2 separate regions of the Homo sapiens genome follow, and region 2 is linked to region 1. The links are chromatin contacts, found by Hi-C or POLR2A ChIA-PET in ENCODE. All regions are on one chromosome and are shown on one strand. Each heading gives the region's core, a stretch centred on a gene start or an enhancer-like site at or near the end of the contact. The rest is flanking DNA. Distances are from core to core; before and after follow the strand shown. Region 1 overlaps LOC105373418 (a long non-coding RNA gene). Region 2 has its middle 44 kb from the start of TAF1B.

Region 1 (3,023 bases), core at 402-2,901:
GGAGAAGCAAAGGCATGCTTTACATTGCGGCAGGCAAGACGCATGTGCAGAGGAACTGCTCTTTATAAAACCACCAGATCTTGTGAGATCTATTCACTATCACGAGAACAGCACAGGAAAGACTCGCCCCCCTGATTCAATCACTTTCCATTGGGTATTTCCCACGACATATGGGAATTATGTGAGCTACAATTCCAGATGAGATTTGGGTGGGGACACAGCTAAACCATATCAGCACCCCACCGAGTTAGCCTGTTGGCCTGACCATCATCCCCGTTTGACATCTGGTGAAGCTGAGGCTGGTGAACTCATTCGGCTAAAAAGTGGAGGAAGTAAACTGTTGCTCTCTGCATCCCATGGCTATGGGGTGTCCTCATGGAAAGAGGCTCTAGATGTAAGGACGTGGAAAAAGCGGTTTTCTCCCTTGCTTTATCCCTACCTGCTGCCCCCATCAGAAGAGCCAGGCTCTGTCCTATGCCACAGAAGGTTGCATTACAGCCTCGCTCCTCCCTGACCTTTGTTTCCTTAACAGCCTGAATGAGCTGGGGAGCCCATGTGCTATGTCTTCTGGAGCGGAGGGGAGGGGGCTTCAGGCGCCTAGGGAGCAGGTGAAGAGCCAATCAGGCCATATGACTGGCAGGTCCTCAACCTGCCTGATGACAATGATGCTGAGGAGGGGAGGCTGGGCTCAGGGTCCAGGGTCTCTGGTCATCAATCACCCCCAGGCCCCAGGCTACAGGCTCAGAAGCAGCAAGTTCTCCTCAGGGCCTGAGGTTGGAGCTGGGGCAGTGGGTGTCTTAGCAGGAACCAGCTTGGATTTTGCACATTACAGGGGGTATAGGGAAGGGAAGAACCAAGGAATAACTGATACTACAAGTCCCCCAAATGGCAGGATGTAGGGGGCAGGAATTTGATTTTTTTTTTTTTTTTTTTTGGTTTTTGAGACGGAGTCTCGCTCTGTTGCCCAGGCTGGAGTGCATTGGTGTGATCTCGGCTCACTGCAAGCTCCGCCTCCCGGGTTCACGCCATTCTCCTGCCTCAGCCTCCTGAGTAGCTGGGACTCCAGGCGCCCACCACTACGCCTGGCTTTTTTTTGTATTTTTAGTAGAGACAGGGTTTCACAGTGTTAGCCAGGACAGTCTCGATCTCCTGACCTCGTGATCCACCTGCCTTGGCCTCCCAAAGTGCTGGGATTACAGGCGTGAACCCCTGCACCCAGCCGGGAATGGGATTTAATTTGATTTAGGAATATACATAGCCATGTACCCTAGAGAGTCACACATGAGCCTGCTACTGGACAGACAGGGAGCACGGGCAGGGAGTAGGGGGCCTTGCCCAGGCCACAGCCAGAGAAAGCTGGGGTCTCATCTCCCTCCCCACTTTCCAGCCACCATCCCCCACAACAGCAAGGCAGGCCCACATTTCTGAGGTCTGATTTTGTCGAAGCCTCAGATATTCTCTAGAAATGTCAACAAATGCCCCTGGAAAACCACCCTCCCTCTCCTGTCTCCAGGAACCCAGGGCTTACCAAGAGGAAGTTACATGCGCTCACTCATTGACCTCACCTACTCCAGCAGGGGGTGGAGATTAAGACCAGAGAAGTTCCTCAGCTTGCCCAAGCCTCCAAAGGTCAAAGGCTAGCAGTGAGTCAGACTCAGATCCAGGCTTCTGGGCTCCCAGGTCTGGCCCCTCTGCTGCCCCAGCCTCCACTGCTGGGCAGCTGAGGTCTCCCAGAGTCCAGGGTGAGCAGAGCCAAGTGGGAGGGTTTCAAGCTCTCTAGCTGTCAATTGCCATTTGTACTTCCCCACCTGATCACCGCACTCTAGATAGGTAAACTGCATCCCTGCATCCCTAGAGGGTGACAGTAACTGCCAAAATAGGGAGCAGTGGGGTGGCGGGGGATGCTCAGGGACCATGACACATGGGTGGTGACCATCAACCACCAAATATCCCCTGGAACAAGTTGTAAGAACTCAGTGCCAAGAGACATCAGTGGGTGGCACTGAGGAACCAGAGGTGATGAGCTCACCCCAGGCAGTACCTCCCACCCAGATGAGCAAAGCCACACTGTAAAAGTGGCGAGTGCATCCGAGGGTTTCTCAAGCTGACTAGGACACAAGGGAAACCAGCCAAAACCCCCAAGCCGGGCGTGGTAGGTGTTGGCAGCCCGGAGGTGGGGAGTGGTGGTGGCAGGATGCCTCGTTTCCCAGGCAACACAGTGGAAACTGTCCCACAAACACCAACCAGGGGGGTGGGGGGGCACAGAAGGGTGGGCAGGGCTGACATCTGAGACGGGAATCTGCTTAGCTACTGCCAGAGGCCTGCCTCCTCTGAGTGCCTGGGGCCCTGGCCCCACCTCCGGGGATGCTCTCTGTTGGCTGGGTTCTGCACGTATTTATTCTTTCACTCAGTAAATGTTTACTGAGCCCCAGTGTAGACTGTAGTGGGAGAGCATGGGCTCTAAAGTCAGAAAGACTGGGGTCTGGATCTCAGCTGTGATGCTTCCAGTTATGTGCCCTTGCAGGCTACATCGCCGCTCTGAGCCTCAATGTTCTCATCTGAAGAATGGGAATTATTCTACCACATTCAAAGGTTGCCATAAGTATGAAATAGGAGAGTAGATGGCAGATAGTCAGTATTCAGTGGATGCAGCTATTATTGCCTGGCTCCATGCCAGACACAAGTTAGGTCAACTGGGGTGGGTGACTAGGGGAAGGCAGACATGGAAATGTATTAGATGCACTCCTGCCCTTGGGAAGCTCTCCTAGCCTATCGGGTGGAGGAGCCTGACTAGAGTCCTAAATTAGGTGAGTAGAACATCTGGAGAGCCATGGTAGAGATGAGCAAAGTGCTGGGGAGCACCTAGGAGAACCCCAACTGGGGGGTTGGGAAAGGTGTTGAAAAAGCATTTCGGTTAAACTTCATCAGACAAGAAATGAGTAGGAAAGGCATTCCAGGCAGAGAGAACAATGTGTACAAAGGCAGGAAGGCAAAACCTCAGCATGGGTTGGAAGGACAGCAAG
Region 2 (2,700 bases), core at 109-2,608, 96 kb before region 1:
ACCCCCTGAAAGCTTAGACTAAGGGTCTCTTAGGCTTCTGCCAGTGAGGAGTCCAAAAGGGACAAGAGGCTTCAAAAAGAGGACAAGCCCCCAGTGGACTCCACTCAAGCTGGGCTCCGAGAGGCTTAGGAGGCTTCCAGGTTCCACTGGCAGTGGGTATGAAAATCCCTTTGCTACAAGTATTCTGAAGCCATGCCTGAATTTCTCCCATTCATTCACTCATTCATTCACTCTTCATTCATTCATTCATTCATTCATTCATTCATTCATTCATGCCTGCCTGCTCATCTATGCTTGAGTGGAACAGGCCCAGCTGATGTCCTGTGTGTACCCGGCACAGCTGCCACAGCTCCCAGCCCATCCACTCTGCCAGCCCACCTGGCCCCACAGGGCCAGGCCTGCAGGTGTCCTCTCCCAGGCAGGGGGCAGAGGAGGCAGCTCACTTCAAAGGGCCCCTGGCTTTGCCTGGGTCACAGTCTGGAGCTCCCCACTAAGAGCCGAGAAGCGTGGCCCTACAGAGGGTCCCAAAGCCTGAGGAAGGGAAGATAGGGAACTGCCCAGAATTGGGTAGCACTACTTCCCCATTTTACAGACGAGGAAACTACAACTTAGAGAGAAGAGGTTTCTGGCCCAAAGTCACACAAAGTCAAAATTGGACCCTGGTCAACATGGAAGGGGAGGGAGTGGAAAAGAGATGGCAGGGGAATGGAAGGGAAGGAAGAGAAAAGAAGTCTCTGGAATCGGCATGGGAAATGAAGAGACTCCCCCAAGGCCCTGTCCTCATTTACCCTCTGCGCCTGGCCCTTCCCTGCCCTGCCGGCTGGATGTCCAGGGACCCACCCAGCCCGACCTGCTCTCTGCCGCGCTGCTCACACTCGGCTGCTGTGCGCTCCTGCCCTCTGGTGGCAAGATCTGGAAGCGCGTTGTCACTGCATCCCAGCACCTCTAGAGGGGAAACTAGGAGCAAGTCAGTTCACCACCCACTGTGTGCAAGACACTGAGCTGGAGACCTAGGGAGGAGGGAACACAGCCCCGTTTCTGAGAGTGCAAAGTTTAGGGGACAAGACAGACAGGCAAACAGACCACGGCAACACAATGAGATAGGGACTTGGCTGGGGGAAGCTCAGGTTGTTTTAAACCTAAAACAAGCAGCCCCCAAATCTATGAGGAAGAGCCTGCCTAGCAGAAGGTCCCACCATGCCCAGGAACATTTGGGCAGCACCTGCTCTGAGGGCTCTGGGCTGCCTGGCTGGGGTGGGACAGACCCAGAGTCCTTTCTGATCTGTCTGCAGCGAGAGCCCTGGAGCCAGAGGGGACCCGAGGAGGTTTGCAGGCTGTGGTCTGGGCAGGAAGGAAGGGCTGAGGTCCCCACCCTTCTTCTCCCTTTCTTAACCTAGTGCAGACCCAGCTGAAGCCAGCCTCACAGGGTTAACAAGAACTGCGGACAGTCATATAGCTATAATTAAGCATTCATCAGGCTGTACTTTGACCCACTTCCTTGTAACCAAAAGTCACGTAGCCCTAGGTACGGACAGTTCACATCCCCATGGTTCCTATTGATAGGATCTCTGACCTTAGAATCATAGGAATTTTGTTTAAGAATTGCTTAAGCAGATCCTGAATTCCATCAGAACAGCTGATGCCAACCAGCTCGAAGACCCCCACAGAGGAACGGAATCCGCGTGACAGTGAGGTTTCTTCATCTCCTTGTCCCGTGACTGCACTCTTCGACCAATCAAGGACCTCCACACTTTGACCCACTTCAAAACCCTTAAAAATTCGAGCCCCGAACTCCCTGGGGAGATGATGGATTGGGGGTTTCCTCCCATCTCCTCACTTGGTGGCCCTGCATTGATTAGACCTCTCTCTCTGCTGCAATGCGGCATCTTGCATATTGACTTCCTGCACGGGTCAGGCCATGAACCTATTACGGTTCCAGAGCTTCAGGCTGGAGAGGCAGAGTGACAAGAGGGTTCAGTAGAAGGCTGGGAGCCAGACTGCCTGGGGTCTTAACAGCAATTGCGTCCTCTGGGCTTCAGTTTTCTCTTGTGTGAAAAGGTAATAAGAACAGTGCCCACCTCTGAGGGTCGCCCTGAGGGTTAAACACACTGATACAGAGAAAGTGGGCAGAATGGTGTTTGGCCCATGGTCAGGGCTGATCATATCTGCTCTTGCCAATAATGCCAACTCACCAGCATCCAGCCCTCCTTTCTTTGGAAGAGTTTCCCATCTCACTCTCATGGCAGATAGTACCACCCAGAGTAGGTGCAGAGGCCCAGAGAGAGGAGGTGTCTCACGTGAGGTCACTGGGCGAGCAGCAACTGTGTTGAGCCTGGCACCCAGGCCTCTGGGCCTAGAGGTTGCAGCCTGGATTCCCAGCCCCCTTGTGTACCTTCTGGGCATCCCTGACTTCCGAGTCCCTGAACTGCCCTCCTCAGTGAGGAGTCTACTTTGCTACTTATTAACAGACTCTCTCACAGGACTGCTGGGCAGGTGCAGCCAGTTTCAGAGTCGCAGCATCCATAGCATTTGCTGAAGCATTGGCTACAGGCAACACCTGTATTGCATTTGTCTTCCTGGAAGATAATGAGCTCTAAAGCTTCACTGTGAAAAGTGTGGTCCCTGAGCCAGCAGCATTGGCCTCACCTGGGAGCTGGTTAGAACTGCACAATCATAGGCCCCTCCCAGACCTACAGAACT

The links. A loop is a pair of places that touch in the nucleus more often than their neighbours do. ChIA-PET counts read pairs that join two places held with the same protein, here RNA polymerase II (POLR2A). Pooled maps may share reads with other maps.
Region 2: a loop to region 1 is called in a pooled map, with 2.0 times the contacts of the local background. The contact joins two enhancer-like sites. A Hi-C loop is called at or near these places in 1 of 168 maps with a recorded cell type or tissue (naive thymus-derived CD4-positive, alpha-beta T cell) and 8 of 50 pooled maps. POLR2A ChIA-PET finds 5 or more read pairs at or near these places in 5 of 52 experiments (A549, CD4-positive, alpha-beta memory T cell, MCF 10A and 2 more).

The regions. Positions count from the first base shown.
Region 1 is chr2:9,702,464-9,705,486 of GRCh38, reverse strand. The region is part of intron 3 of LOC105373418 (a long non-coding RNA gene); the gene reads right to left. Among named protein-coding and RNA genes, the nearest start is that of YWHAQ, 73 kb to the right of the region's middle. Within about 2 kb of position 1,651, at least 8 of the 41 ENCODE cell types and tissues checked have a DNase peak (open chromatin) inside an H3K27ac peak, as active enhancers do.
Region 2 is chr2:9,798,054-9,800,753 of GRCh38, reverse strand. No RefSeq gene overlaps it. Among named protein-coding and RNA genes, the nearest start is that of TAF1B, 44 kb to the left of the region's middle. RefSeq lists enhancers at 1-102, 103-938. Within about 2 kb of position 1,358, at least 13 of the 41 ENCODE cell types and tissues checked have a DNase peak (open chromatin) inside an H3K27ac peak, as active enhancers do.